Regions from separate parts of the Homo sapiens genome. Here region 2 is linked to region 1. Evidence: chromatin loops called from intact Hi-C (ENCODE). Cell type or tissue: mammary epithelial cell. All regions are shown on one strand. Links, peaks and the distances in the headings refer to the core of each region. The heading gives the core; the rest is flanking DNA.

Region 1 (16,284 bases), core at 4,773-7,272:
CATGCCATAGAAATAAGTCTGTGGCTAAAACCACAGTAATTTGACATTTGGTTTCCTTTAGATTTTAATATTAATGTATAGTGTATTCCTTCAACCTTCTGATTCATGAAGGGGTGGTAGCTGGTGTGAATTAATTAAGAGTCAAACAGGAAAATAATACCTCAGTGTTCTTATTTAAAGGGCATGTTATTGGGTGATGACCAAAGAGTTCTTTAGTTTTGGTCTGGGATGACAAGTTACAGAGGAGGAAAAGTAATAAATTTTTAAAAAGAAAATGTAATAAATGTCTTTGTGGTTGAAAGTACATGTTCTTTCTATGCAGTTAGCAGAGCTTGGGAGGTAGAAGTACCTCCTTGGTTTTCCCCAGATTATTTTGCAAGTTTAAAGTATGTCACTTGTTCCCTCATCCTTACTATCACCAACACAATTATTTTGTACAGTATTAACACAAGGCTCACACCTTGTAAGGATGACAGGCTGATTGGATTTCTCACTCTTCCCTGCTCCAACCCTTTCAATGAGTCAGTCTGACCCCCACCAAATGCATTCCTTTTTTAAGGGACTGGGGGAATCTTGCTGGAGTGTTCTGTGCCTAGCTGTCAAAAACATACTCGATTAAGTAAAAGCACTATTTGTCAAGACTAGCCCATAACATTATGCTTTTTTGTAAAATGTTCTGAGGCCAGTTTCCCTTTTATGGTGGGTGGATATGTGAACATTTTATGCTCGTAGCATTGACTCATTTCTTATTTGGAGACCAGATAAGTCATCTTGTATATTTATTTTTTATGATACGGTAAATAAGACATTCAAAAGCAACTAACCTGAAGCCTCCTTTTAAAAATATCCCCCAGTTGTGTTTTTTCATAAATGAAAAATTGCACTCCCTTTAATTGGGGAATGACTTTTTACCTAAGGTTTCTACCTTATGATACTCAGATAACAGATATTTGGTGGACTTTTGCTTTTTTCAAGAGAAAAATTATTAAGGAGAACATGCAGGGGGGAATAAGACTAACAACATGGAAAATACTCATGGTATGTTTCATGAAAAATATAGAACATAAATTTCGTGGAAGTATGTAGAAAAATTGAATAGGTACGTGCACAGGAGCTCAAGAATAATATGGTCAGTCAGTCATCTGATTTGATGAGAGACAGAGCTGGCCATTTAAAAAGAAAATGTAAAGTTTCACTGCATTTTTTTTTCCTGCACTGAAGGACACTCCTTAGTGGTTAGTGTTGATTATTAGCATTGGCCTAAAGACCAAACAACACCATTGAGTAACAGGATTTTTCAAGATTCCATGTATTTGTCTGGTATTTGGGTTTTATTTCACTTTACAAAGATTTTCTTTTTTGTTGTTCTTGTTGTTTTATTATACTTTAAGTTCTGGGATACACGTGCAGAACGTTCAGGTTTGTTACATATGTATACACTTGCCATGTTGGTTTGCCACACCCATCAACCTGTCATCTACATTAGGTATTTCTCCTAATGCTATCCCTCCCCTAGCCCCCCACCCCCCAACAGGCCCTGGTGTGTGATGTTCCCCTCCCTGCGTTCATGTGTTCTCATTGTTCAACTCCCACTTATGAGTGAGAACATGCCGTATTTGGTTTTCTGTTCCTGTGTTAGTTTGCTGAGAATGCTGGTTTCCAGCTTCATCCAAGTCCCTGCAAAGGACATGAACTCATCCTTTTTTGTGGCTGCAAAGTATTCCATGGTGTATATGTGCCACATTTTCTTTATCCAGTCTATTATTGATGGGCATTTGGGTTGGTTCCAAGTCTACAAAGATGTTTTCAAATACAAGTATTGATGATTTTAAAGTAATTGTACGCAAAGCTGTGATGTTCATGTGTACTCCATTTGGTGGAAGGCAGAAATGCTCACTGATCTTTTGTTATGTACCCCCAAACATGTACGAGATCCGACCAGGAAGCAAGAGAAACTGCTTTTGTTCCCTGCTTCTCCCCCATTGCCCCCAAGGAGCCATCTGATGTGGACTCATTAAAAGGGAGAATATTTATTAGGCTACAGTGCCAAGTCTGCCATCTGTTATTATTGCTCTCAGCTTTTCCACATGGCAGGTGTGGTCACATCAGCCTCAAGCCATTCCTACTTGAGAGGCAGCCTTCTTAGGAAGGGCTGGATTAGGCAGATTAAATTATCTGCCTTAGATCTTAGGGAATATTTCTTTTCCTTTTGATTTAATTGTACAAAGGTTTCTATTCTTTGTTTTCTTCTTGACAGGAGAATGGTAAACTAAAGGGCTGAGATAAGGGTGTGAACCTATGGGATAGAAGCCCAGGAGGCTGTTTAACCTGTTTCTGTTCTTGGCTTAAGCAGTGGTGTGCCGGTAAATGTTTAACAACCAGCTCTTTGGAGAAGAAATGCATATGGATATATAACCAATTATAAGTCTGTTATAAATTTTACTGATTTACAAGGAGTAAAATATATGACTTACTAAGAACTATAGAACATACAATACTCCTTATTGTATGTTATCACGGAATGCTTTACCTGATTTTATAGAACGCTTTTATTTGCAGCCAAACTATGATTGCAGTTGATGAATAAGTAGGTTACTGACCTAAATGTTGGTTGACATTTTCCTTTACACAAAAGAATAAGATAAAAGTTAAAACAACAGTGACACAGAAGTTTACATGTTTGTCCATGAAGAGAGTACTTTCTCTACTGAATCAGATAATTTTCAAATACTGGAATATTTTCTCAAATTTTGTGCTATTCATAGTGTACCAACTACAAACATGACATTTTTAAGTTTAATCTGCATTATTTACATTTTTCTCTATTATTTTCTTAAGTCTAGAGACAATCCACAATAAATCAATCCCTGATTTGTAGTATTTGCTGATTTCGGTGGTATAAATGCTCTGATTTCAAGCTTCCAATGTAATGTTACTGAGTGTAGAATTAGGAAGAGATGCATAGCTCTCCATTATTACATAGTATTTCCACCATTAAAGATACAATAGAGGTAAAAACCTCAAGAACATAGATAATAGTAAATGAATAGGAAGTGGTGAGCTTTGGGTATTTATTATCTTTGCTTCCGGTATAATTTATTGAATCCTAAGCTTATATAATTTAGCTTTCAGTAATAGCTGTGTTTAATAATCAGCTTGCAAAGTTCTTAAAAGTTTAACAATCAGCTCTCACGAGCTGGTACAAGCCAGCTTCAGCACACCACTGGCCTTAGGCATTCCAATGGCAGTGGTGGTGGGGGTCGGGGGAGACATACGCCAATATGCCATGCTTTTTAAAATATGAAACCCAGGGCCCCACTCCTGGAAATGAGTCTAAGGTGAGACATCAGGGTTTGAGGTCGGAGCTCCATTAACAACCTCTCTTTGCCAGGTCTTGTTCTCTGCTCATCTCCTTTGGGACCTCATGGGGTAGAGGGTGGAATGGGGGTTTGAGGTGGGAAAGAGTTCATGTGCTCTAGATCCTGGGGCTCAGCCACTTTTTTCACTACTGCTAACTTGGGGTACTGGCCCAGCCCCCTTGACATCCTGCGGATATCTTGCTATCCTACGGAAGTGGAAATCAACCCAATTTCTCAGTTCCTAACCAGAAATTAGACTCCTAGAGACCACTGAGAAAGCAGAACTGAATATGAAAGGCTGTGGGCTAGTTAGTTGGGACCATGAAATCTTTTGCTGGGGCTGGCTGCTGACTCATGGGGGAACTTTTCTGTCTCAGTAGCCCACATGCTCAAATATCGTTGTTAAGTAAAGCTTAAGGGCAAAGCGTGATGGCCTCTTGTGTTGGTGTAAAGCTTACTCAACAAATGAAAAAGAATGGTGGCCTCCATCATTTTTTGAAATTAGTCCATGAAAACCTGAACTTAGAACACATGAAATAAGGAATGATGTTATTTTTTAAAAGGGCTTTTGCTTTACAAAAAGACTCACAGTTACTTAGAAAATGCCCCTCAGGTAATTTTAAATGGTGCTTACAAAATCCTCATTTATATATATATATATATTTGCAGAAATACATATATTACATTAAACCTATATTCATTGAACAGTACCCAGAGTCTCTTGCATTATCACTGTAAAACGGAAATGTGACCCTAATTGAGGGGACCTGAGGAGATTGCATACTAGCATAAGGGTATGTTCAGGACAGTAAACACAAGAACTTCTTTTCTTCTCTTTTGCTAGGCTGAGAGTCAACTGTGGGCATCGTGACTGAGCAAGTAATTTTGAAACTATTTGGTAGTCTCTGTAACACCTCCTGGACAATAAAGTCACTAATGAAAATTGAGGTGTCTTAGCTTGAGTGAAAGTGTTAAAGCTTTTTCAAATGCCTGAAAAAACCATCATAAAACATACATGTGAGGGAAAAGACAGTGGGTTGTCATGGAACAGGAAAGCCATGAAATCAGATAAAGCAAAAGTACCATGCACTTAGAAAATTCTGTTATTATTTATTAGTTAAATTGGCCCAGAATTCCTTGTGGAAAAATTAAAAGGCTAATGTCCACAGGAAAAGAAAAAAAAAAAGAATTGTTCAGGGATTATTAGGAATCCAGTTGTTTTCCTGAGCAGTTTCCAAATCCTGCAGATACAAACAATAATAAGAGATGATTAGGGCATTACTTGAGCTTTTTTTTTTTTTTTAAAGAGTAAAGACATTTCCACTTGAAAGCTTCCATAAGTTCTGTGAATGCATGATTTCAAAGACAGAATGTCTAACTTGATTTCACAGACTCTTCTTGGCCATGGTAAACAGGTTAGAAACAGGCATGTGATTTGTTTTATTAATTTGCCACTGCCTCATATCTGCGCTTAGACAATTTGTACCTTTGTATTTTAGTGTCTCCAACTTGGAAATGTGTAATATTCTGTACAGTAACGTTTTCATGGAATACAGGGAACCAGTGGATCTTTTGACTTCTTGTACCATGTCTCCCACCTCTTCCCCTACTCCCTGTACTTGACATGTCACATGTGGGGTCTGCTGACCTGTGTCTCTGCCTCTGCACTTACTGTTGTCCCATCTCCAACTGCCATTTACACTTCCCTGTACCATCTGGATCCCTCATTTTATGACCCTAGGCAAAGAGATCCTGTTCCAGGAAGGCTTCTAGGATGATTAGTACCCTTTCACCTTCTGCAGACCAGAATATGCAACAAGCACAGCGATCTTGGAGAGCTTGGAGAAGGTCATGGCTCTAAGTGTCCTGGAGAGGTAGACTGGCTTCAGGAATTGGTGATAAGCCTGAACTAGTTTTCCGGTGCTCTGTGTGCTATTGCTGGGGCCAAGAAGCAATATTAGATGAAGCAAACGGGGACACAGAATCTTACTTTTAGGAAAGTAGCATGAATTTTGTCCTTTCATACATGATACAATGCTATATTACGATTCCTCGCTGTAGCTCGGAATTGGTAGCTCCTCTACTTTAAGGTAAAGCTAAAATTTCTTAGCCCGAGGAACAAAATCCTTCATGATCTGGCCATGACTCTTTAATTATGTCCTTTGCTGTATCCACATCAACCCATCCATTGTTTGGACTCCCCCAAAATGACAGCTACTTGTATTTTAAGGTTCAGGTCAAGCATAACCTCTTCTTGGCTCTTGGATGGGTTTTGTTTGAGACAGAGTCTCCCTCTGTTGCCCAGACTGGAGTGCATGGCATGATCTTGGCTCGGTGCAACCTCCACCTCCCGGGGGGTTCAAGCGATTCTCCTGCCTCAGCCTCCCGAGTAGCTGAGACTGCAGGCGTACGCCAACATAACTGGCTAATTTTTTGGTATTTTTAGTAGAGATGGGTTTTCACCATGTTAGCCAGGCTGGTCTTGAACTCCTGACCTCAGGCAATCCGCCCACCTCAGCCTCCCAAAGTGCTGGGATTACAGGCATGAGCTACTGTGCCCAGCCTTGGATGAGTTTTTCTGGATTCTTCCAGGTTGGGTCAAGCAATCCTCTGCATACCTGTAATGCCTTGCTCACCTTTCTTGGAGTACTTCCTGCTTTGTTTAATCATGACCTTAATTATCACATTCACCATATTGTGAGCTTCCTGAGAACAGATCATGTTTCTTCTTCTCAGTATCTCCAGCACCCAGTACAGTGCCCAGCACGTGGTAATTCCTGAACTAGTGTTTGAATGGTATCGGCGGCATTTTTTGGAAATTAAAGTTAATGAGTAAGAAGGGCAGGGTAAGAGATTATCTTGGAGCTCCACTCCTAAAAGAAATCAGAATGTTAACACTGTTGAGCAACCCGTGGAGGAGAAGAGAGAAAGGCAATAAAATCTGCCCCCTGCCTGGGATTGCTGAATGCTGGCAATCTGACCACTTGTGACTCAGGTATTCCTAGGAATATAAAGCACTGTGAAAAAGAAAATTAAAGGGCAAGCGGACACCCAGGAAGAACTTGAATAAAAAATTACCATTAAACAAACACTAAGGGAGAGTTGTCTTCAGTAAGAAATAATGCCCTAAGAATGTGTTAGGGTTCAGAACAAATAAATCTAGATAAAGAAGAGATTGTATTAAAAGCAACCTGTTTTGTGAAGCTGAAATTAGGAAGGATGATTCATAGCCCTCCTGGGTTACAAAGTACAGTAGGTAAATCAATGGCATAGCAGCAAAGAATCTATAGCTTATTATGTGCTTTTGGCTCAAGGGAAAGAAAGGTATTTCATTCAGTACTATAGCATGTGCCCCACAAAGCCGTTTGGTTGATAGAATCAAAGAAAGTATCAATATATGGAATTCCTTCCAAGTTGCAATGGTACATATCAGTGACCTCTAGCAGCCTGAAGCTGTGTCCACCAGCACTGTTATGTTGGTTTCCCCCAAAAGGTCATGGTAACTTGCGGATATGCTGGTTTGCATAAGGACAGCTGCAACTAGAGTTATATGATATTGTTCCCAGCTCAGCCCCACCCTGTGCCAAGAGGATTAATGATGGAAAAAACCCGAAGGGTAAAGAACTAACTGACACTTGGTCATGTTTCTATGAAACTATGGTAAATAAGCATTGAAAAGAGGCACCATTTGGGACCCTGGGCCCTAGAGCAATGAGCTCAGAATCTAGATAGTATTCCAAGTTCTCATCACTACCTGTCTGTAGTAGACTAACAAGAAACTTTCCTGATTTTCTTGTTTGGTTTCGGGGTTCTTATGGGCCCATTTAAAAAAAATAAGCATGTTGTCCTTTCCTCTGCAAAGATCTCACTCAGCTAGGGTCAGACTCAGTGAAAGGCACTTGCTTCTGCAGAGGCTCATGCTGGAGATCAGAAAAGGGCAGTCAGGACCTCCAAGTGGCTGTGTTTTGAAGACCCTTGAAGTCAGTTTATTTCTCCAAACTAGTCAAGAGTCACTCTCTGGGGCTGGGCATGGTGGCTCACACCTGTAATCCCAGCACTTTGGGAGCCAAGGTGGGAGTTCGAGACCAGCCTAGGCAACATAGCGAGACTCTGCCTCAACCAAAAATAAATAAATAGATAATTAATAAATAAGTCACTCTCTGCCCGGCCTCTTGTATTCCCTCCTCCAGTATCATTTGACATACTTCCTACCCCAAACTGCCTCAATACACTGACAGGTCAGTAGGTGGCCAAGAGATCCCAAACTGATCGTTTTATCTTGGAATGACTCTGGGCTTTACTGTCAGAATCCTCCTAATTTACACCATTGCCATAAAAGTGCTTGTGATTTTCCTATGGTAATGTTGTGCACTAAATAATGCCAAGGGAATCCAACAGGTAACAGTGAGGACACTCTGGCCCCTGTCCTGATTTTCGGTATATACCATTGATTTGCAGATTAACTGTGATTCTCACACTCCCTCTGTAACCTTCTAAGCATGCAAACGTCAAGGAAGCTTAGTCCTCAGATCTGCCCATTATCCTGCATATGGTGGTTAAAAATACAAACCCCAGCCTTAAAACTACTGGATAATGGGTCAAGTTACTCAACCTCTCTCTATTTCTTCTTTTCTCATCTAAAATATAGGGGTAATAATTATAATACCTACCTCATATGGTTATTGAAGGATTAAATGAGTTAATACACATCAAGTGCTTAAGTGTTAGATAATATTATTTTTTAAGCCCCTTTGGCGTGCACACATTCTCAGATTGTCAACTTTGCAGTTGCAAAGCGTAGAACATATACCTGAAAGAGACATGACTGATTGGCTAACCAGCTTCTTATTTCTAAAGAGGAGAAAACTAAAGTCCAGAGAAAAGACGGGTCTTTTCCCAAAATTAAATGGCTATTAGGGATAGTGTGTGAGCTAGCATGCAGGCTCCCTGCCATCTGAGGCAACTCTTCAGCATTCCATGGTTATTGGGCAATGAGAAGATCAGATTTCTATAGAGTAAATAACCATTTCCTAGATTAAATAATCTTACTCGCTTAGGTTTTTGGGATGGGCATATAGTGGAGGACTTCATAGCTTAAGAATATACTGCCAATTCTGAGTGTGTGAATTCAGAAAGAAATATAAGGATTTCAGAGGGCAAAATGATAAGTAGCCGATGGCCAGAGTTCCCACACTTCGAGGGCCATGGACTTTTGCTTTGGCAGTAACAGATGGCTGGATAGTGACCAAGGGATGCTGCCTAGGAAGAGCAGGTAATGGGTTTGCCAGCTGGAGCTGAAAACATTAAAAGACCAGTGGTTCGAGTGGGCACGGTGGCTCACACCTATAGTCCCAGCTGAGGCAAGTGGATCGCTTGAGCCCAGGAGTTCAAGATCAGCTTGGGCAACATGGCAAAAACCTGTCTCTACAAAAAAAAAAAAAAAAAAAAAAAGATTAGCCGGGCATGGTGGTGAATGCCTGTAGTCCCCACTACTCAGGAGGCTGAGGTGAGAGAGTTGTTTGAACCTGAGAGGTCAAAAGTGCAGTGAGCCTAAATGGCATCACTGCACTCCATCCTGGGCAACAGAGTGAGAACTTGTCTCAAAAAAAAATAAATAAAAATTAAAAAAAAATTAGAATTAAAAAGCACCCTTTAGAATAAGACAGTCTATAGGCCCAAGTTTTCAGTGGAGCCAGGGTCATGCTATCAACCTTGCTGGTTAGGTAGTCTCCTAGAGCCAGGGACACGGAGGCACCCCCAGGAAGGAGAGTTCCTTTCTAAAGCTGCAGAGCACATTAATTCCTTTATTTTTGCTGCATTGAGATAGTCTCTTCATTCCCCTGAAGGTTGACCATACCTCTTACTGTTTATCTCTGAGTTCTCAGGCAGTTCTCTGGCAGTTCTCAGGAACTGGCAGATTTTGTTGGTTAATGTATTGTTTAGACCTCACCATGCCCCAGCAGGTTGAGAAGTAAATGGTGTTTTCTTCTAGGATTAGACCTGCTGACATTTTGAAATAGCCTAGGGCTGCTGGAAAGAGGTACCCAGGAGTTCTCTCCCTTTGAGGACAGGACCACTACCAGTTGACCTGTCTCCCCCTTTCCTTCAAACTAGGATGTTGGCAGCAGAAGATGAGGCTTGGTATGAAAATGAACAGCTTGTGAAAGCGTAACAGGATGTGAGTAAATTAAAGAATTGGGGTTTTTCCCTTTGGTTTTTTAGGTAGAGGGGAGCCTACCTACAATGAAAAGTTAAATAAAAAGTACCCACATGAATGAAGGCAGGGGCAAGTCCAAAGCCAAGATACCGTTTCACTCTAAGTAAACCCACTGAGGGAATCCCCTCCCTTAAAAAGGAAAAAAAAAAAAAAAAAAAAAAAAAAAAGGAAAGAAAACTGGTTGGGCTTGGTGGCTCATGCCTGTAATCCCAGCACTCTGGAAGGCCAAGGCAGGTAGATCGCTTGAGGTCAGGAGTTCGAGACCAGTCTGGCCAACATGGTGAAACCCCGTGTCTACTAAAAATACAAACGATTAGCTGGGCGTGGTGGCATGCGGCTGTAATCCCAGCTACTCAGGAGGCTGAGGCAGGAGAATCACTTAAACCTGGAAGGCAGAGGTTGCTGTGAGCCGAGATCATGCCACCATACCCCAGCCTGGGTGACGGAGTGAGATTCTGTCTCAAAAAAATAAAAATTAAAAATTTTTTTTAAAAAGAAAACAAATTATTAGAAACTATGACCTTCATCATCTTTTCTGTGCCTATTCTCCACTGACTTCTGGTGGCGGGGGGGGTCTTGGAATTTCATCCAGGAGAATATGTCCTTGGGTTACATGGTTGCAGAAACAAATGACTTGGTACTTGATAGTCTTTATAGAAAGAGAAATCAAAGTGCTGCAGTTAACACTGGCCAAGGCACTTGAATGCAAAGCAAAAGTGACAAAAGGGACTGAGGTTGCAGTACGGGAAGTACACTACTGTGTCAGTAGTTAAAGGTGGTGGCCTTGATTTCTCAGAGGGAGAGGAATCAGCTTTGAAGATGCCTGTCACAGACACTAGAAAATCCAACCATCTAGGGCATTGTGTCTGCTGACTCTGTGCTGAGGGATAGAGCTAGAACCCAAATTCCAGGTCCCTGTGTGTTGAAAACAGTCAATCAGCATTCTGACCCTGCCCTGATTACTTTGAATTCAGTGGCCTGGAAAGCCCCATTGATTTCACTGTCTGATTTCTGGAAGTCAATTGAAAGAGAAACATAGCAGCAAGAACCTAAAAGAAAATACAAAAGTTAGCACCTTCTAAGAATAACTTACTGGTCCCAAGTTGGTGTCTATACCTAGTCAGCACCATTAAGAGTCATCCCCGTGGTTGGGGGAAGGTATACCTACAAGGTATTGTCTACATGGGGATTTATAACTTTTACTCTTTAAGGTTTGCCTGCTTGCCAGAGATGTTGCTTCGTTTACTGTTGTTGCTTTCAAAACAGTTGCCTTTTATTTTCCTCTTGCCATGGAAACTGAAATAAATAAAGAGAAGCATGGTTTTTGAATGTTCTCCAGCTTTAGATGCATTGAAGTTTTCAAGATCAGTCAATAAGCATTTTTCTGCCCAATTACCTGTGAGAAGATGTATCTATTGGGAATAAAGAATGGGGGGCGGGGGGTATTGGAAAGGCTGATCAATAAGGCTGGGCTTCATGTCAAACATGTCAATGTATGCTTAGGCCAGTTTCAAATGTTTGGTGGCATTTTGTTCACAAAAGGATAGAGTGTGTGCATCATATTTGTTTTTTTTGTTTTTTCACAAAATTGAGTTAAATCCAGTGCTTTTGTTATTGGCTATTCTTCATGTAGCTTTCTTTAGGGTGGTTGTTTACAAAGACTTCGGCATGGTTTCACAGAGACTCATTCCAGTGGAATCCAGTTAGATGGTCCTAATGCTTTCGTTCCAGCTATGACATGTGTTTTGATTCACAGTATGCTTGGATGGACTGTGTGGATGCTTCATTCCTATGGAAGACATAATTCAGAACAGAAAACTTGTAACAGCAGCATCTTGCCTGCAAAATTATTTAAGAAAAAAAAAAAAAAGACTTTCTGGTTAATACCAAAATCTTTAACTGTCCTTTAGATAGGTACTGTTTCAAGTAATTAACCCACTGTGATTCTCAACAATGGGTCCATAATAGCCTTACCTGAACATTAACTCCTCCTATTTGCCCCCATTACTCCCAGAGATTCCAGTATTTTTTTAGTGGGGCTTTGGTGGTGGTGTGCGTGTATGTATGTATGTGTATATGTTATGTATACACATGCACATATGTGCCTTGGGTGTATGTAACTATGTATGTATATACACACATATTTTTAAACATAAATTTTTATAATATTCATTTTAAACAAAAGTATACAGATATATAATCTTAAGCACCACAGGTGAGTTTGAAGTCCAGCCATTGTTGGGAACCATGGAATCAAACACAATTTTTTAAAAGCACTTTGCTTTCATGACAAATAATACACTTAAGGATAGGAAGAGAAGGAGATGCTCACAGATACAAAGACGTTAAAAAAAAAATGCCCATGTTCATGAAGGGGCTTGCTTACAACCAATTGCTCTCTTATTTCACGGGCTCTTTTGATTTTACATAAAGTTCAGTGCTATAAAACTCTGTAAAATTTCATTATGTTTTTAAAGTCAGAGGCAGGGAAAAAGTCACCTCCAGGTGTTTAGAAAACTAAAAAAGACTGCCATTTCACTGGGCTAAGTTTGAAGCCCCGCAGATGCAAGTGCCTTGTATTCATGAGTCCACAAATAAGGAGGTGTTAATGATCAAGGTAGTGGTTGAGTGGATCCTGGTAAATACAGCTTCAATTGGAGATGGACTCAAGCAGTTCAGCATATACAGCAGACACACAAGCTGATGATAACCACTTACTATGTGCTAGGTACTGTTCTGATGCTTTGCTTACATCACCTCATGACATCTCGACAACAAGGTAGGTATTATTATCCCTGCTTTATCAATGAGAATTTCAGTCACAGACCCTTGACCACATTTGCTCAGCTAGTAGGCAGGGACTGGAACTCAAATCCGTGTGACTTCAAAGCCACGCAGCAACCACCACACCAGTCATATGCTCTGCCCTGTGGATTGGGCCATATTGAAACAATAAAGACCATCGAGCTGATGGATTTCGAACCACTTCAGAGAAATATGTAAAAGGCTTACATGCAAAAATATGTTCAGAAGACAAGCCAAAAGGCCAAGTATTCTTGTAAATGTGGCAGTGATGACTGAAGACTTTATTAAAAATATATTAAGCATGTAGATAGAGAGTGAACTGCTCATAAATCTAGGTGGTTTTGTTTACTTCTATTTTTCTGTATGTTTGAGATATTTCATTGCTGATTATTTTTGGGCAACGGGACATGGAAGAAAGTTGATAAGCTCTTCTGAATTATGACTTATTCAGGTAGTTTTGCATAAACCAGAGGGCAGATAATTGCTGATATGACCTCAACAAAGAGATAAGGTGGAGAAAGGAATGTTTGCTAATTATCTACAAAGGAAAGAGAAAGGTGAGAAATAATAAGTTACCTGATTCTCTGTGTTCTGTGCTTACTTGTTCCTCCAAAGCATTCTCCCCAGCATGTCTCTTCCAGCTTAATAACTGAAAACACTTAGTCAACAACAATACACTCTAGTGGAAAAGAGATCCTGTTAGTTTTCTAGACGATGCCTGTTGTGGGTATATTGTTTCCAAAATTATATTAGTGCTCATGAGCTGGAATCGCTGCACTTTACACACTCAAAATTATGAGACCATTTGTCCCCGGTGGTAGCTCAGTTTTTGGAGTGAACCTCAAAAGCAATCCTTGGCTAACAGAAGATTCTTCCAGATTCTAGCAATGTTTGTTCAAAGTGGGGCATAGCTGGCCAGGTGTAGTGGCTCACACCTGTAATCTCAGCACTTTGGGAGGCTGAAGCAGGCAGATCACCTGAGGTTAAGAGTTCAAGACCAGCCTGGCCAACATGGTGAAACCCTGTCTCTAGTAAAAATACAAAAAATTAGCTAGGCGTGGTGGCACACGCCTGTAATCACAGCTACTTGGGAGGCTGAGGCATGAGAATTGCTTGAACCCAGGAGGTGGAGGTTGCAGTGGGCCGAGATTGCACCACTTCACTCCAGCCTGGGTGACGGAGTGAGACTCCATCTCAAAACAAACAAAAAACAAAAAGCAAAAAAAAAAAAAAAGATGACAACAAAGTAGGGCATATCTTATTATCTTATTTACACTTACTTCCAGAGTTCACTGTAACACAGAAGGTTGTCCTTTGATTTTGACTTTTGATTCATGGAAATGTATACATGAAATTGAATTTCCTAATCTTGTGTTTCAGAACAGCTGACTTGTCTCAGGCAAGTGTGTGCGCATTATATAAGGAAGCAGTGGTCATTTATCTCATCATATATTGGACTGTGAGGCATTAATATATATGTCTTGTTCATGGGAGCCGTTGATTTTAGGAAAGCTACTTATGTAAATAAGCAGTAACAGAAGGCGCTCGGCCAAGCTTTAATGAGACATCTCAGCTCTCCCTCTGCTAAGTCAAAAAATGTACTTTGAGACTTTAATCTCCAGTAAAAGTGACAATGGAAAGAGCAATTTAAGAAACACTCCTTGCACATGTTCACAATGTTAATTTTTAAGAAATCAAAGCCATATATACAATATAATTCTACTTTTTTTAAAGTACATAAATGCAATTAATTAAATAAGACTGCAAGAATATACAAACCAGAATGCTCACAGTTGTTAACTTTCTCTTGAAGTTAACATTTCAGATGATCTTAATTTAATTTAATTTTTTTACCTTTCTGTGTTTTCAAACTTCTTTGTATTCAGCCTATATAGCTTGTTTAACAGGAGAAAAATGTAATAAATGATTAAGGGTCAGGAAAAAAGAAAAAGAAATGAATATGCACCTTCATGCTACAAACAGACCATTTCTAGTACTGGAAATGTCTGCAGCTTTATTCCTCATTTTGCAAATGAAAACCACAATACTGCCTATAATCATAGCCACTGAAGTGGTCAGGAAGAATCTTGTCAGTTCTCCAGCTTTTGCAGTGGAGTGAGTTGGATAAATTTCCTCCTCAAAGGACGTTTGGATGAGTGGAAGCTTCATTAGGAAAGAGGAGAAGCCCATAGGCAAGTCTAGAAAACCTACGTCCCATCACTGTACTGGAAGACTCATGAAGTCCGGACAAAGTGTGATACAGCCTGGTGTATGATGCTCAGTAGTGTGAATGAGATGTGTGATACAACCTGGTGTATGATGCTGAGTAGTGTGTAATGAGAGCCATGACCCAGCTCTTCCAGGACACCGTCGAGCAGACATTTGTGGGATGGTCGAAAGTCACTCAAAGAAGAGATGTCAGTAGTCACCTGGTTCAGCAGGCTCACTGGCTCCTCATCAGAATTGCCTGGGGAGTCTTTTCAAATGCACATTTCTGGTTCCCACTCTCAGAATGCTGGGTTCAGGGTTCAAAGCTCTGCAAGTGATTCACATGGACTGGTTTGTTTGTGATCTACCTTGGGAAAACTCCTTTTACAAATGAACTGAATCAACGGAATAGTTTCTTTTTCCTATTTACATTATGCCTGGTATGCTTTGCGAGTGTTGGGCCTTTGCAAGTGTCTCTTTTCAGAAATGCCATGTTTATTCCATTGCCTTTGCCCAAAACTCTGCTGGGACTCCCCCACTTTTCTTAACAGTGTTCAGAAATGGAATTCTTTTAACTGTCTTCAAAAACAGAGTGACAGCATGCTTTTGAGAGGAGAAGGAATGCTAAAATAATTTGTTATATATTTTTGAAATATTTGTCAAATGAGAAAGATTTTGTTATATTAGTGTAATGACAAAAACTATCGTATTAAAATATTTTCAAAAATAATTTCTAATAAGCCAAATTATATATCCTTGTACATTAATGTAATAAAATTTAAACGCCTATATATTGGCTATATGACCATTAAAATAATATAATCAGAAATTATTCTTGTTTTGTAATCACTTTCTTAGTTATTTTTTTCTTTAAAAAATTTTACTACTTATAAAATGTAATATGTGTAATTGTGATACGTAAGTAACAAAATAAACCTACAGAAATGTTATTTTTAGTGTCTGAATTTTATACAATACAAAAAGTAGAAGTACTTTATTAATGTGGTATCTTGATTGATCATAAAATTTTTCTCGCTTGCATTTCTGCAAATTCATTTATTAGGTCATAACTTTAGCACTTTTTTATGCTTTAATATTTTTTAGCAGATTTTTAAAAGAGCAGTTTTAGGTTCACAGAAAAATTGAGTGGAAGGTAGAGATTTCCCGTATCCCCCCTGCTCCTACATATGGCATTGTCTCCGCCATTGGCACCATCCCCCACCAGAATGATGGATTTGTTGCAACTGATCAAAATAATTTACATATCATTATCCCCAAAGTCCATAGTTTGCATTAGGATTCACCCTTGGTGTTATACATTCTATGGATTTGGACAAATGTATAATAACGTGTATACACTATGACATGTATCTACGCATACAGAGTAGTTTCACTGTCCTAAAAATCTTTTTTTCTTCACCTATTCATTCTGAGCCATTTTTAGCTCTAGTACTGAGTCATTAATATTTTTCTGAAGATTCTATTTTTTAGTATGTTTTAATGTTTTGTGGTTTTTTAAAAAATAAAGTTCCTGAGATCTTCAAAGTTATAATCTATAACTAATAAATTTAAAATTATTGATATATCAATTGACTCTTCTTTGTAGCAAAAAGTATGTTTTTCAATTGAGAAAATATCCAGTTTTACAGATGCTGAGGTAACTGGTAAGATCAGGGCAGTTTATGCTGGATGGAG
Region 2 (16,284 bases), core at 4,814-7,313, 100 kb after region 1:
CCAACATGTGGTACCATCTCCTGTATCCAGAGAATGCACAAGTCTGGAAAACCAGGGGTAGAGGTAAAAGTGTCCCCTCTCACTATTTTAAGAAATGACCAACTTAAAAATTGTTGCCTCTGTTTCCTGTGTCCTTTGGTTCAATGGGTTTGAAGGACCTAATGCCCAGGGATAGAATGCTTCCTCTAGAGACCACAGCCATGGTTCTAATAAATTACAAGCTGAGCCTACTTCTGGCCATTATGAGCACCTATCCTTGAACCAATAGAAAAGAGAGTCTCTATATTACCAAGGAAGAATTTGGGTGCTGCTGCGCAATGGAAGCAAGGACTATGTTACAAATTTGGAAGATTTCAAACATAAAAGACCAGAGGTGCATTCTGGTAGTGTTGTCTTGTAATCCCGATCATTTGGAAAACTACAGCTTCCGAATTAAGAGAGTACCACCCAGGACTCATATCCTGTGGCCATGAAAGTTTGGGTCACAACAGGTAAAGGACCATATTCAACCAGGGTGCTGGCAGAAGGTATGGAGAGCATAGAATGGGTAGTAGAAGAAGGAAAGTATGGTTATAACCTTAATCCCAATGACTAGGCACAGAAACAGGGTCTGTAGAAGCCATATTTTATGTTAATTATATCTTTGCCTATGTTTCCTCCCACTACCTTCTAAGAAGAGCACAGGTGGTGATTAAAGTTTTAGATTGCAGGTGACAATGTGACTGAACTCACCCTGACATGATACAGTGTTTGAGGGACTTTATGGAGGCCAAAAGGCAAAAGAGATGGGCTAGGATGAAGAGTTACTATCTGCTCTTCCCAATCTACTCTCTGCCCTTCTCGGTCTTCCTCTGGGCCCTGGGAGACTGGTCTCTGCAGACCACATCAACGAGATGTTTTCACTTCTGGTTTCTGAGAGGAACTGGCAGGATATCAGAGGGTAGAAGGAGATATATAGGGTTATTTATTCCTCAGGTTCAGCTGCAGATTGTCAGTGATTGAGCTGCTCTGCCAAAAGTTGATTTTCTGTGTCTTAGTTTGGGTTCTTTTGAAAGCAGTGCAACTTGAGTGTTGGAGGTTGACTCAGGGAGCAGAAAGAAGAAAGAAAAGCCAATGGAGTGTTTATAAATGATCTGGTTATTGTTGTGGGCAATTGGGGTGCAGTGACTTTGGGGGCTCCCTGAGGAATTACGAGCATGTGCCCCAGAATGATTTCCACAGAGGCTGATGGGCTCCGGGCATTTATCCACTCACTTCCACCACCTACCTATTGAGTTTGCGCCTGGAGACATATATTCCACGAATTTCTCCATTGTAACTGTGCTGGCTAAGTGGCCTTCTGAACCTTTGGAAAAAGCCCCAAGGAGCACAATTAAGAAAGACCTTGAACAATCTATCTTTGCTCTTGAGGTGGGACTCAGGTAAAGTGTGTGCAACTGTCCACCCTGTGGTGCTAAAGTCAGGCGGACTGATGGTATATGTTGTGGTACATCACCAGCACCTTCTTGCCCTCTGTCAGATGCAGGACTCCTGGGTTTGCTTCTTCTCTTTGCTGTTTCAGACATAATCATAACAGATCCTGTCCTTACTAGTCCCAGGGTATTTCATTATCTCTTTTTTGCTTCCTCTAAGGAGGTCTATACTTTTGTAATAGCTCCTCTTAACTCTCTCTTCAATCATCCTTTGGATCTGTTTTGTGCTAAAACTCTGATAGATAAGACTAGTGAAATTTCAAAAGTGAACATATAATGAGCTAAAATCCAGATAGCTAGTCTAGACAAGGTCTACTGTTTCTACCCAGTATCCACATACTAGTTTCTTATTAAAATGTTCAAAGCTACACAATCAATTTTTTTGGACTCCCCAAGATGCAGAGACTTTGAGAAAGCACTTTTCATGCCAAGGAAACACTGGCTCCTTTGGGGCTAACATGTAAATTTATTATTTTTTAAATGTCTGTAATATGGTATGGCTGTGTCCCCATCCAAATCTCATCTTAAATTGTAATCCTCATAATTCCCACGTGTCAAGGGAAGCATCTAGTAGGAGGTGATTGGACCGTGGGGGTGGTTTCCCCCATGCTGCTTTTGTGATAGTGAGTGAGTTCTCACAAGATCTGATGGTTTTGTAAGTGTTTGACAGTTTCTCCTTCAAACACTCCCCCTCTCTCCTGTTGCCATGGAGGATGTGTCTGCTTCCCCTTTGACCATGATTGTAAGTTTCCTGAGGCCTCCTCAGCCATATGTAACTGTGAGTCAATTAAAACACCTTTCCTTTATAAATTACCCAGTCTCAGGTATTTCTTTATAGCAGTGTGAAAATAGAATTTTTTAAGGAAATGAAAATTATATAATGTTTACTTTCCTCAAACTAGCAAAATGGACATCTGTCATTCTGTTTCACTGCCCAGCATCTAAACCCTCTTGTTATATTTGGAGAATTTCCCACCTATGTCTCTTGGTCAGAGAGTGATATGGTTTGGCTGTGTCTTTACCCAAATCTCATCTTGAATTTAGTTTCCATAATCCCCACATGTCATGGGAGGGACCCAGTGGGAGGTAATTGAATCATGTGGCTGGTTACCCCCATGGCTCTGTTCTCATGATAGTGAGTGAGTTCTCATGAGGTCTGATGGTTTCATAAGAGGCTTTTCCCCCTTTTATTTGGCACTTCTTGCTGCTGCCATGTGAAGAAGGACGTGTTTGCTTCCCCTTCTGCCATGATTGTAAGTTTCCTGAGGCTCCCCAGCCATGTTGAACTGTGAGTCAATTAAAACTTTTTCCTTTATAAATTACCCAGTCTTGGATATGCCTTTAATAACAGTGTAAGAACAGACTGGGAAAAGTAAATTGGTACTGGGTAGTGGGGTGCTGCTGTGAAGGTACTTGAAAACATGGAAGTGGCTTTGGAACTGGGTAACAGGCAGAGGTTGGAACAGTTCAGAGGTCCCCAAAGAAGAAAGGAAAATATGGGAAAGTTTGGAACTTGTAGAGACTTAGAGGGATCATAAGACAGGAAGATGTGAGAAAGTTTGGAACTTCCTAGATACTTGTTGAATGACTTTGACCAAAATGCTGATAGTGATATGGACAATAAAGTGCAGGCTGAGTTGCTCTTAGATGGAGATGAGGAACTTATTGGGCACTGGAGTAAAGGCCACTCTTGCTATGCAGAGACTGGCAGCCTTTTGCTCCTGCCCTAGAGGTCTGTAGAAATTTGAACTTGAGAGAGATGATTTGGAGTATCTGGCAGAAGACATTTCTAAGCAGCAAAGCATTCAAGAGGAAGTAGAGCATGAAAATTTGGAAACTTCACAGCCTGATGGGATGCAATAGAAAAGAAAACCCCATTTTTCTGGGGAGAAATTTGAACTGGCTGCAGAAATTTGCATAAGTATTGAGGAGCCAAATGTTAATCACTAGGACAATGGGGAAAATACCTCCAGGGCATATCAGAGACCCACCCATCACAGGCCTGGAGGCCTGGGAGGGAAAATGATTTTGTGGATCAGGACCATGGCCCCCCTGCTCTATGTAGCCCCAGGACATGGGACCCTGTGTCCCAGCTGCTTCGACTCCAGCAGTGCCTAAAAGGAGCCAACGAACAGCTCTGGCCTTCCTTCAGAAGGCGTAAGCTCCAAGCTTTGGTGGCTTACACATGGTGATGGGCCTGTAGGTACACAGAATTCAAGAACTGAGGCTGGGGTGCCTCTGCCTAGATTTCAGAGGATGTATGGAAATGCCTCTATTTACAGAAGAGGGAGAGGATTCCAGATACCTGTTAATGTGGACAGTAGAACTCCCCTCACTAAAGGACAGAAATAAAGAAAGATTACATGATGCCATGTTTGTACAAGGTGCTCAATAAGTATTTGCTTCCACATGTCAGCTGAAACCCAATATTAGCTATATCTGCTGGAATCAGAGCTCAAAGTGTTCTTTCATTTATGGATTCAAGAAAAGCACAGAGCAGCTAATGTTTTCCAGAAACTGTGGTGCTCTGGGGCATGCAACAGCAATCATGCAGAATGTATAGTCCCCCATGGGCTGAGCTTGCAGTTGGTGGGGAGTACCTACAAGTAACTGGCTCTTAAAATGCTGTGTGGTAAGTCCTTTGATGTGGGGGTAGAGGTGAGAAAGGCACTGACCCAATCTTTGGAAGAAATGATATACTGGTTATAATTGTGCTTGTCTATAATAGTAAACTCTACTCACCCCCTACCCCCTGAATGTCCCCCACAAAATAGTGACCTTAACAATGAGAGATTATATGCTTCCAGAAGTAGGTGATCCATGCTTATATGGCAGCTCAAAAATGCCATCAGGGCCTTTGCTCGGTCATCCTTAGCATATGGTTCTTGTCCTCATAGTGGCAAGATGGCTCCTAAAGTTCCAGGAATCAATTCTACATTCCAGGCAGGAACAAGAGGAAGAACAAATGGCAAAACACTAGATGAACCTGTCAGAGGTTTTCCAGAATCTCAACCTAATGTTTTATTTCTTTGGCTACACCTGTGTCCCATGGCTGCTCTGGATCCAAGGGTGCTGAGAAATAAAGCTTTTGGCTCTAAACTTTGACAACTCAGACAAAACTGGATTTCTGTTAATCAGGAAGGCAAAATGGCTACTGCAGAAGCAATTATAATTCTTTGCCTCATGGGTCAGAACAGAAGGAAGAAGTGAGCACTGAGTTCCTAGGCACCTTGCTTTTGTCCGCTGGGGTCCCTTTTGCCACTCTGGACCAAGTCTCACTCTGGCCTTGTAGGTGATCACAAGGCTGGAACAGGGAAGGGGGACTTGATGAAACCTGAAGATGACTTCCTCCCACCCCTGCCGTTTCACGCAGAATCACCTCCAAACATGCTAGGAAGGCATGCTCTGCACTGGCATGCAACAGTGACCCCGACAAAGCAGCCCCCACCTCCAGAGAAGTCACATTTAGTGAAGATAACTAACCAACCATTCTCAGTTAAGACATTTTGATATTTTTTTCATATCATATTCATTCCTCCAAGCCAACAGTAGGGAAAGTAAGTGTCTCATTATACAGATAAGGAACTGGAAGCCCAGAGAGAGTTGAAACTTGTGTAGTTCACACTACTGGTCAAGACTGGAATAGGATTTGCTTCCCACTTCAGTGCTTTCTCCTCTCCAGAATCCTTTCTGCTCCCCAACCCCTACCCCAAGCCTCACTCTGGTGAGAGAAAGAACTGGAAGAGAAGGTGCTGTGGTCCCAGGCATTACAGCAACTGAACATATTCTGAACCAGGAGGCCTGATTAGTAGCCACTGCTCTGTTCTCATCATATTCTTGCAAGAGGAAGTGGTGGTGGTTTTCCCCGCAATCAGGAAGGAATTCCATCATTCATCTGCTAAGGCAGCACCTCCCTGAAATAATCTCTTCTCCCAGTCAGGCCTAGCTGGCTCCTTTCCCTCTGCAGCAGGATTGGGAAGGTTGGCCTTATTATGGTCCCTCCTTGCTCTTGATTCCTGTGGGGCCTTCTTGACTGCCAGTAGCACATTGGCTTGGTTCAGGGTGGAGTTGCTCTGAACTACTTTAGGAAGGAGAGGCCCTGGCCTTGTCCCTGGCACTTTCCCTTTCCCTTCATTCCCTCCCAGCTGTGGCATTCACAGAGTTTCCCTCCTCCAGCCCAGTCCTGGGCAGCAATAGCCTTCATGTTAGATGCCAAAAGGAGCATTCATCCTTCCCCCATGGGCTGGCACTGGGGCACTAAGCTTGGGCACCAAGGCGGGGCCTCATGGAGGCTCATGGAGGGGGCTGTGTGAATGGGGTGTGCTGTGTCATGCCTTTCCGCCACTGTTTCTGCTCCTACCTGCCTCCAAGGCCTGCATATGACTCAGGAGTCAGTTCAAGTTTATCTCCCTTGGCAGATCTTCCCTGCTCCCTGCCCACTCCACCACCACATCCTCTCCAGAGCTGGAAGATCCCTTCCCACATCCCACAGGTCTCAGAGCACTTAACCCCTGGTTCCAGTGGACACATCTGTTTCTGTCTTTCACCTCCCTCCTTTTGACTGTGAGATCCTTGCATTCTCACAGTGCCTTGGCACTTAGTAAACCCTCAGTACATATTGGGTGAATCCAGGATGCGCCCTGGTGCAGAACACTACAGGAGCATGTAGAGAAAGCTTTTATCACATTCCTGAGGTACCTTAAGGTGAGGTACCTGTAGAGAGGGACAGAAATCCTAATAGCACATTTTTGTTGAGTATTTGATAGTTGCCAAGCACTAGTATGGCTTTTTGCATACTTTGCGTATTTGCTCACTAAGTCTTCACCACAACCCTACAAGGTAGGCGCTGTCTCCACTTTGCCCATGAGAAAACAGAGGCTAAGAAAGGTTAAGTAACTTGCTCAAGATCCCACAGTAGGACAAGATAGAGGGATTTCGACCTCACAGCTCAAGCTCTTAACCCTCTGCCATGCATGTTGTGTCCTTAGTACCACCTCCCCGCCCTCCCAGCCACACAGGAGCTTGTAGCACAGGCGAGACATTCTCAAGTGGATCAATTAGACGAAAAAGCAAGACAGAGCCTGCCCCAACACTTAACACTCAATTATTGCCCAAATGCTAATGTACAGAAGAAATAATGAGGACTGGACTGGAGGGAGAGCCAGAAACGGCTTCCACAGAAAGGTGTGCCTCATCCAGCCTGAGAGACATGGAGGAGCAGGACCAGCAGGTGATGGGGGCGGGGGGCGGGGGGCGGAGGGGGGTGAGCAACCCGTTTCAGGTTTCTTCCAAAAAGACGTGTGCAGGAGGCTAGCTGAACTTAGCCACAGTTTCAGAGATGCATAGAAATGAAACTACTGGAAGCATTTGGCTTCAGTTAAACTTGGGGCCGAGCAGAGCCAAGACCAGCACACCTGGCTGAGGAGCATGGGCTGTCTGATGGCCATCTCACCAAGATGGTATGGGAGCAGTGACTGGGAGGAGACCCAAAGCCAAGGTGGGAAGGTGTCACCAGCTTCCTGACCACATAAGGAGAAAGGTAGCTCCTGTTTATCCATCAAATATTTAACTAAGAACAGGTCTTAATAAGACATTGCTTTGGTTTTGGGAGGAGGGCAGATTTGTTTGTTTGTTTGTTTTTCTCTTACCCCTGGAGAGTGAAGAAATAGAACCCATGCAAGCAGGACTTGCTGCAAAAATGTCGCCTCTCCATTCAGATGCTGCCACACTGTCGGAAATGCCACCATTAGTAAGGGATTTGAAAACTTGATCCTTCTTCATTCAAGATGAAAAAAGTTTACATAGCTATAGACCTTGACAGGTCACTAAAAAGTGTTCAGACTCCTGAAAAATGTATGAAGAATCCTCAAAACATTAAAAATAGAGTGGCCACAAGATTCAGCATCCCACCACTGCGTATATATCAAAAAATATGAAATCAGTCAGAGCTATCTGCACTCCCATGTTCATTGCGGCAGTATTCACAATAGCCAAGGTTTGGAATCAACCTGAGTATCCATGGAGACTCGTGGATGGGTTTTTAAAGTATGGTACATATACATAATGAAATACACAGCAGCCTTAAAAAAGAAGAAAATCTTTTCATTTGAAACAGCATGGATTAACCTAGATGACATTATATTAAGTGAAATAAACCAGGCTACAGAAAGACAAATGCCATATGACCTCACTCAACGTCTAATCTAAGAAAAGTGTTGAACTCATAGAAATACAAAATGAAATGGGGTTACCAGAGACTGGGGGCTGGGAGGATTGGGGAAATATTGGTCTAAGGACATGAAGTTTCAGTGAGACAACATGAATAAGTTGAAGAGATCTATTTTACAATACGGTGACTATAGTTAATAGCAATATATTGTATATTTGAAAGCTGCTGAGAGAGTAGATTTTAAGCGTTCTCACCACAAAAAGTAAGTGTGTGAGACAAAGCCTATGTTAAACAGCTTGACTTAGCCATTCCACAATGTATACAAACACCAAAACATCATGCTGTAATCATAAAGTTTACTTGTCAATTAAAAAAATAAATTTAAAAAGGGTTCCAATTCCTTATATCTGTTGAATCCTGCAGTAGGTCTATGAAGTATGCTGGGCTCTAGAATGTAGTTGTTTAAGCACCCAAGTGATGAAGCCAGACTGAGTTTGAATCCCATCTCTGACTAGCTATGAAACCCGGGGCCACCCACATAACCTCCCTGCGCCTTAGTTTTCTTTGCCCATAAGTGGGGTGATGATAGTACTTACCTCAGAGAGCTGCTATGATTAAATAAACTACTGATGTAAGTGATTGGAACAATGTCTAGCATGCAGCAAGTGATATGTAAACATTAGCAATTATCATTATCCTATTTTATAGGTGAGGTAAACTGAGGCTCAGAGAGGTGAAGTGACTTACTCCAGGTCACACCACCAGTTGATGGCAGAATGAAGATCTAACCTCTGCAATTTGGTCTTCCAACTTGAAGCCTGATGATCACAATGAGGAAGGCTCTCCCTCTTCTTCCACCCTCTCAAAGCAGTGATAATCATTGTGAAGACCCTTTCTTTTAAATATGACAAAAAAAAAAGTGCCTGGCAGAGAGGACTTAAAAAGCAGATGATGAGGCCCCAAGGAGAAGGGATAGCAATGCTTATTAACATTCTGCTCTCTGCTGGACTATTAGATGATGGGTTGGAAAACCTTTTTCTGTAAATGGCCAAACAGTAAATATTTTAGTCTTTGCGGGCCACCTGGTCTCTGTCAAAACCACTCAATTCTGCCATCGTAGTTCACAAACAACCATGAGCAATACGTAAATCAATGGGCATGACTATGTCCCAGTAACACTTTATTATGGATTCTGAAATTTGAATTAGGTAGAATTATATTTCATGTATGGTGAAATATTTCTCTTCTCTTGATTCTTTCCAGCCATTTAAAAATGAAAAAGCAATTCTGTGCTTGAGGGGCATACAAAAGCAAACAGCAAGACAGATACCAGGGGGCTGTAGTTGGCTGACCCCTGATGCAGAGGCTGAGATTAACTTAATTCTACCAGCACTGCTGAGACTCATTTTATGCATGAGTAAACTGAGGCTCAGGGGCTTCCATCACCAGCTTACAAGGCAGATTAGTGAGGAGCAGAGCTAGGATTCAGTTCCTCTTTCCATCTCCTCTGTGATGCTCTTGGACCTAGTTGTTCCTTCTGTGTTTGTCACCACTGTGTGACAAGGTTGCAAGACCCTCTGTTATAGGACGAGGGAAACCGTCCTAATGGACATGCCCCTTCAGTGTGTGATGACGGCATTTGCCATACTCAAGCCTTTTAGGGAAGCAACGTCAATCAGCTGATGTTCAGGACATGTTGCTTCAGGAAATAGCAGATCCCAGCCACACCATGGGGCAGGTGCTTCGTACTCATTTGGTACGTGGCATAGGGCAATGGTTCTGTCATTGCCCCAGCTCTGTGGTACTGGTGACAAGACTCTTGATTCTCTGGCTTGTAGTCAGAAAGAAGTTTGGGAGGTTCCCACATGGCAGATCACCTTCGTGGGATAACACAGAAAGGTGCATTGGTCTCAAGGGCTTTGGATCATACTGGACAAGCAGCAGCAAAATGAGAGAGGTGCATGCCTGAAAGATAAAACTGGGCTAGGAGGTTTCCTGAAGGGTGCGGCCTGGGACTGGGAGATTTCCTGAGGGCCAACTAGGCTTTATCTCCCTCTTCTTCACATCCCGCATCTCAGACCTCAGACTTGGCTTCTGCCCCCACCTGCCAGACACACTCTCAGCTGAGCCAGCTGTAAGACTGGGGTCCGGCATCCAGCCTTTCCTCCTTGGTGCACATTGAAGACCCAGGAGTGCCCCGCACTGGAGCTGCTGTTCCCAGACTGCAGCAAAACCACAGCTGCAGCTGCCTGACTGCAGGTCTGAGCTTGTTTAGGCTTCACCGGAAAGAAAAATGCTCCCGCCTTATGCAATGGGTGCAGTCTGTCCTGGGAGCTGTGGCAAGCCAAGCCTGTCTGAGTGAGGGTGACTGGGGACCCTGGCACTTGCCTACTTACTTTATATCCTTTTAAAATTGTTGTTTCAGAAATAAACACTCTCAAAGTAGAAAATTTAGAAAATATGCATGACAAAAGAAAAAATGAAAATGACCCGTAATCCTGCTTCCTAAGAGTAACTGTTTTTCTTCTCTTTCCAGTCTTTTTTTCTATGCATGTGTGCTCCCTATCCAAATGGGATCATAGGATAAATGCTGCTTGGGGAATTTGTTTCTTTTTTATTTAACACTGTAGGGTGAACATCTTTCCATGCCAAAGCAAACTTTTCTTTGCCGTTATTTTTGCCTATCATCTGCTTTTGGCAAGTCCTCTTCCAAAGGTGTGTGGAACTTGGAGAGGATTTCTGTGTATTGGGGTCCTAGGCTCCAACTGGATCACCGGATCCAGTCCTTTTTAGGATCACCGGATCCAGCCCTTTTTAGGTAGGAGTGCGGGGGCAGCTCTGTGGCTTTGAGTAATAAAAAAAGCCCTAGGCTCATTGTTTGCACAAGTGTTCCTGCCCCAGCCCTGCTCTGACTCATGGTGCATCTTAAACTTGTCCCTTCATCCCTCTGGGCCTCAGTTTCTTTATCTATAAAATGGGACGGTCGGATTGAGGGCTTTGCTAGCTCTAATGTCCATGACTAAGCACTTGTATACTGAGGCAGATTCCAGAAGCCTCTGGGAGCATTGGCTGCTGAGAGGAAGTTATCTCTTCCCAGCCAGTAAGCTGGCATCTGGCTCAAGGCTAACCAAGGAGCTAGGCATCTTGGTCTGGAAGATCTGAAACCTCTCTGGGGTAGCCAGCACCCTATGCTATGGTTCCCAGGGCTTCACAGATCACTGGGTTCTCCCCACCTTCCTGTTCCCTGCCTCTGGGAAAGGGAAGCAGCCGTCCTGTGCCAGCACTGAGCTCACAACTCCACTGCTTCTTGGTCATGGTATTAACAGCTGGAACCTGCAGCAGCCAATAGCTACTGGTCACTCTCTGAAATGCAAACCAGGTGACTAGGCAGAGAGTGACATCTCAGGCAGTGCCAGGGCCAGTGCCTGGGAGGCTGGGCAGGTGGTAGAGCTGGGGCTTCTGGGAGCTGCAAAGGGCCTAGGAAAAGGGCGTTGGGTGGGCAGGCTTTCCTCACCTCTGTTTTCCCTTCCTCCTGTGATCCAGGAATAGCAGCTGGCTTTTCTTAATCTGATGTGAAGAGTCCTGCCAAGAAACTAGAAGGCTGAGGCAGCTGCTGTGTGAAGGTTTTGAGGGATCGGAGCATCATGAAGTATAAACAGCAGAATCTTTTTTTCTGGCACTTGGGCTGTTTGTCTTCTATACTCTTTTATAGAAATTACAACAACAGCAAGAACAATAATAGCAATACAGCTACCATGTAATAAGTTTTGCCATCTTCTAGGCAATGAGCCCAATGCTTTACTTGCTTCATCTTATTTGAGATGAGCTGTTTGTTGGTATTATCTTTATTTTACAGCTGGGGAAATAAAAGTTCCAAGAGGTTAAGCTATTTGCCTAAGGCTCCCTAGCAATGAGTTGCTAGGCTACGATTTGGACTCAGAACATCTGTTCTTAAGCTTGGCCTCTTATCCACCTGGCCTTTCCATCTCCTCAAAGCTTCATGCTCCAGTTGGGCAGGAACCTCCCACTGTAGTTTCAGTTTTTCCTTATATGCAGAGATTCCCAGAGGCTTAGAAATTCTATCAGTTCCAGGCATCTAGGTGCTAGGTCCCATGCTCATCAACAGTGTACCCAAAATGTGTAAGCTTTGGTCTTCAAGTGCTGGAAGTTTAATATTTCATTGATGAGATGAGTGATACAGATCTTGAGTTTCCAGGGGGCATTTATATTTTTCATGGCATCATGGAGTGTGTGTTTTGAGCCATGCCTTCTGCAATGTGAATCCCACATCTGCCACTTACCTGTGACTCTGGGCAAGTCTCTTATCCTCTCTGTGCCTCAGAATCCTCCTCTCTTAAACAGGGGGAATGTTGTATACTTTATAGAGATGACTCTTAAGGATTAAAGAGAAGGTATATAAAGTACTGTCACTTAGCAGGTGCTTCATGAATGTTAGCTCTTGTTATAAAGACTAAGAGAATGGTACCCTGGGTCAGATGCTTGAGTTTTATTCTAACTTAACTACTTAGCAGTTGTGTGACTTTGGATAACTCACTTCTATCACTCTGTGCCTCAGTTAATAGGATTGTCATAAGGAGTAAATGTGTATCTTCTATGTATATAAGTATACAAATGCACACACATATTTCAGAGCAACACATGTTTACTAAGTATCTATTATGTCCCTGGCACATACCAACTGTTCTGGGTTTTACTTTTCATTATTATTCCTCTACTATCAGCACAATTTTATATTTATTACCATGACTACTAGTCATGCATCTGATTTATGGATTCGAAACCACCTCGCTCTCTCCTCTAGATGACCATATTTGTATTCATGGCATTGCACATTTAAGTCATCAAAACTTGTAACTTTGGAATTATTTATAATTTTCCTTTCCCCCTCCACAATCACCCTGTCAGTACTGTCTGGGACTGTTTCTTCCATCAAAACCGTCCTTTCCATTCCCACTGGCATCATATACCTCATCAGTCATTTAGAGATGGTGTGAGTGAGTGTTGCAGCTTCTTCCCTGGGAGCCACTTTTGATGAGAAGAAGCCAGGAAGGGAGGGGCACATGGTTCTTCCACATCCACTCCCCTGTGGTTGGTCATTTCCCATCAAGATAGCCAAAGAATTATTCTTTGAACTCAATTCTGTTTACTTCTCTCCTGAAAAACAATCAATGCCCCCCTACCCATGCCTTTTATTTTTCACACAGATTCTTGAGTCTGGGTTTCAAGGCTTTCCACAGTCTGGCCTAAGCTTTTTACAGGAATCACCATGGATGATGCCTGACCTTGCATTTTGCTCATGCAGTTTGTTTGTACCATTCAAGGTAGGTCTCTAGTCAGTAATGGGTTCAGGAATGGGCAGTCCTAAGCTACTTCGTGTCAATGGGATCTGAGGAGAAGTTTGCTTGGGGCTTCTGGGAAATATATACTACTTTTTTTTCCCTCTCTGCTTTTCAATGCAAACACCTTTTGCCCCAGGTGCAGCTGACAGCCAGCTTGCAACCACAAGGATGGCCACCATGAAGTCAAAGGAGAACTGAGAGAAGAACCAAGAAACAGACCAGGAACCCTGACCGAACTGCTCTGAAAAGCCCCTGCTTCTGGACTCCATTGTGTAAAATACATTTCCCCGTTGCCTAAGCCTGGTCAAGACATACTTTTGTTACTTGCAGCTAAAAGAATCCCAGCGGATATATTCATCTTTCCAGCTTTATCTCCAGCCATACAGGATAACTTGCTTCTCTTGAAATTTCCCCTCACAGTCCTACCTTGGTGCCTTCTCTCATTCTTGTCTTCACCTGGAATGCTCTCCCCAAACTATATTGTTAAGGTCTTATACACTCTTCAAAGTCCAGATTCAAAGGCACCAACTTATCCTCATTCAGAAGGACTCTCTGCCCTCCTGAGTCTCCAAGATGCTTTGTGTACACCTGATGGCACCAAAACATCCACTCTACAGCACGCTCATCTGCCTCCTTCACGGGATGGCATATTCCAGGGAGGCTGCTTCTCTTTATAATTTTGAATCCCCTAGTCTGGAACAAAGTGTGCTTAGGAGATATTTGTTGCATTAAGATGTGAAATTCAATACAAATGATAACCAAAAGTCAAATGATGGTAACAAAAGCAATCAGTGTTAAGTAAGGCAGAAAGGGATGGGATCTCTCTGGGCTGGAGCAGTGAGGGTGGGAACTGTGGCTCATGTCTTGTAATCCCAGCACTTCGAGAGGCTGAGGTCGAAGGATTGCTTGAGCCCAGGAGTTTGACAGCAGGCTAGGCAACACAGCAAGACCCTGCCTCTACAAAAAATTAAAAAATTAGCTAGGTATGGTAGCACGCAACTGTAGTCCCAGCTACTCGGGAGGCTGAAGTGGAAGAGTTGCTTGGGGCCAAAAGTGTGAGGCTGTACTCCACCCTGGGTAACAGAGTGAGACTCTATCAAAAAGAAAAAAAAAAAGAAGAAGAAGAAGGAGAAAGAAAAGAAGTAAAGAAGAAATAAGTGCTACTTATGTCTTGGGATGTGCCCCAACTAATAGGTAGAATTTGGATATGTTGGCTTGGGGGGAATTCCTCCATGGAGAGGACTAAGCTGATGCAGGGATCTGTTTCTCATTCCTCTACTCATTGTAGTATGTTTGAGGGTTTCTTTGTAATTGTTGGGAAATGTGGTCTCTGTAATAAAATTATGGTGGGTGGAAGAGGAGAAAAGTTGGTTTTGTCCAAGTGGAAATGAGTTCTTCATTTTTTCTATGATTATAAAATGAATAAACACAAGTGGCAGTTGGGGATGGGCTGGGAGCATTTCAAGATGGTTTTTATAAGCCCAACAAAGTATAGCTGTGAGACAGAGGGGATGTTGAACTCATCACCATGTTCCTCCAGGTATCCAGACATTCCCTCTGTTTCAGGGGCTTAAGTGTTCAGGCTGTTATAAAGAGGGTTGTCCATCCATATAAGGTACTATGGCAGACACATTATGTGTTCTTATTATCTCATCTTCTTCATGATCACACGAGAAGACTACAAGTGCTGCCATGTGACTGGGTCTTGCCAGTGGAATATAGGTGGTAATAATGTACAACTCCACTTCCAAGCCTAGCCCCTAAAATGGCCCATGCAATCTTTCATGGTCTCTCTCTCATTGTCTGGTTGAATCTACAAGTTCCAGTGGAAGACTCTGAGGAGGACTTAAGCAAGGCAAACCCACCAGATGAAGGAAGCCTGAATCCCAGAGTCTCACTGCTTGGAGGAAAACTGCTCTAGAGAGCTGCTTGACCAAGAACACCTGCATTGAACCTCGTGTGAGAAAGAAATAAAGTTCTACTACTACATTAACACCTAAAATGTTGAGTCTGTTTGTTAGCTAGCCTACCCTGATTAATATGGATGTCAAAGAGATGGCTTAGCAAAATCTGAGGGCATGGGTAAATGGCAGTCCTATCAAGATGATCAGCACATGACAGGTAGGAGGCTTTTACCTGATGGTCATGAGAAGGAGAGGTAATACAGACCCTCAGTACTGGAAAGATTCAGTGTTTTCTCCACTGGCAAGGGATGTTTTGCTTTAAACTTCCTAATGTTGGCTGCAAATGGCACCTGCTGGGCAGAGGCTGGGCAGTCTCTGGACACTGATTCCAGTGCTGTTCATGGGGTCCTGCCTGCTCCTATTATTTGACAGCCCTTCTTTTAAGCCCTGTGGACTTCCTCTTTGATAATGCTCCTCTGATTTTCCTCCTTCCTCTACCTTTAATTTTGAGAGATATTGCCAAACCACTATCCACAAAAGAAAGCACATTTAAAGTGCCATTATCTGTTTGTGGGGTGGATATGAATGCCTATTTCCCAACTTACTATCCAGGACTGCATGCATGTTATCAAACTTTTAAATTTTTATTTCATTACAAAGAAATTATTGTGGTAAAAACATTACACAAAATTTACCATCTTAAGCATTTTAAGCGTACAATTCTGTAGTGTTAGGTGTGTTCACATTGTTGTACAACCAATCTCCAGAAGTTTTTCATCTTGCAAAACTTCAACTCTATGTGCATTAAACAACAATGCCTCATCTCCTCCTCCCCCAGCCCCTGGCAACCACCATTCTACTTTCTGTTCCGATTAATTTGACTACTCTAGATACCTCATGTAAACAGAATCATGCAGTATTTGTCTTTTTGGATTGACTTATTTCCTTTAACATAATGTCCTCAAAATCCATCCATGTTGCAGCATGTGTCAGAATTTCCTTCCTTTTTAAGGCTAATATTCCATTATGAGTGTGTGTATATATTTTGTTTACAACACAAATTTTGTTTATCCATTCATCCATTGATGGGCACTTCCAACCTCTTGGCTGTTGTGAATAGTGCTGTTATGAACACAGGTATACAAATATCTTTTTGAGATTCTGTTTTTGATCCTTTGGGAGATAAATATACTCAGAAATTGAATTTTTAAATCATGTAGTGGTTCTATTTTTAATTTTTTGAGAACCTCCATACTGTTTTCCATAGTGACTATACCATTTCATATTCCCACCAGCAATGCACAGGGTTCCAATTTCCCCACATCCTCACCAACACTTATTACTTTCTGCTTTGTTTCGGGGTTTTCTTGACAGCAGAC

The links. Peaks named below come from ENCODE experiments on the same cell type or tissue, not always from the same donor. Only the 100,000 strongest peaks of a DNase experiment are listed, where the experiment ranks them.
Region 2: a loop joins it to region 1, with 6 times the contacts of the local background. A loop is called at or near these places in 6 of 110 quality-filtered maps.

Annotation. Positions count from the first base shown.
Region 1 is chr11:35,003,254-35,019,537 of GRCh38, forward strand. LOC105376626 (a long non-coding RNA gene) reads right to left here. Exons shown (of 4, transcript XR_001748180.2): 4 at 4,450-14,917. Among named protein-coding and RNA genes, the nearest start is that of MIR1343, 70 kb to the left of the region's middle. RefSeq lists an enhancer at 10,639-10,688. In mammary epithelial cell, for the core only: a CTCF peak has its summit at 6,299; a DNase peak (open chromatin) is centred at 6,218; H3K27ac peaks cover 2,076 bases.
Region 2 is chr11:35,105,916-35,122,199 of GRCh38, forward strand. No RefSeq gene overlaps it. Among named protein-coding and RNA genes, the nearest start is that of CD44-DT, 24 kb to the right of the region's middle. RefSeq lists an enhancer at 10,106-11,305. In mammary epithelial cell, for the core only: no CTCF peak of the experiment used is centred there; DNase peaks (open chromatin) are centred at 5,366 and 5,916; H3K4me3 peaks cover 303 bases; H3K27ac peaks cover 2,500 bases.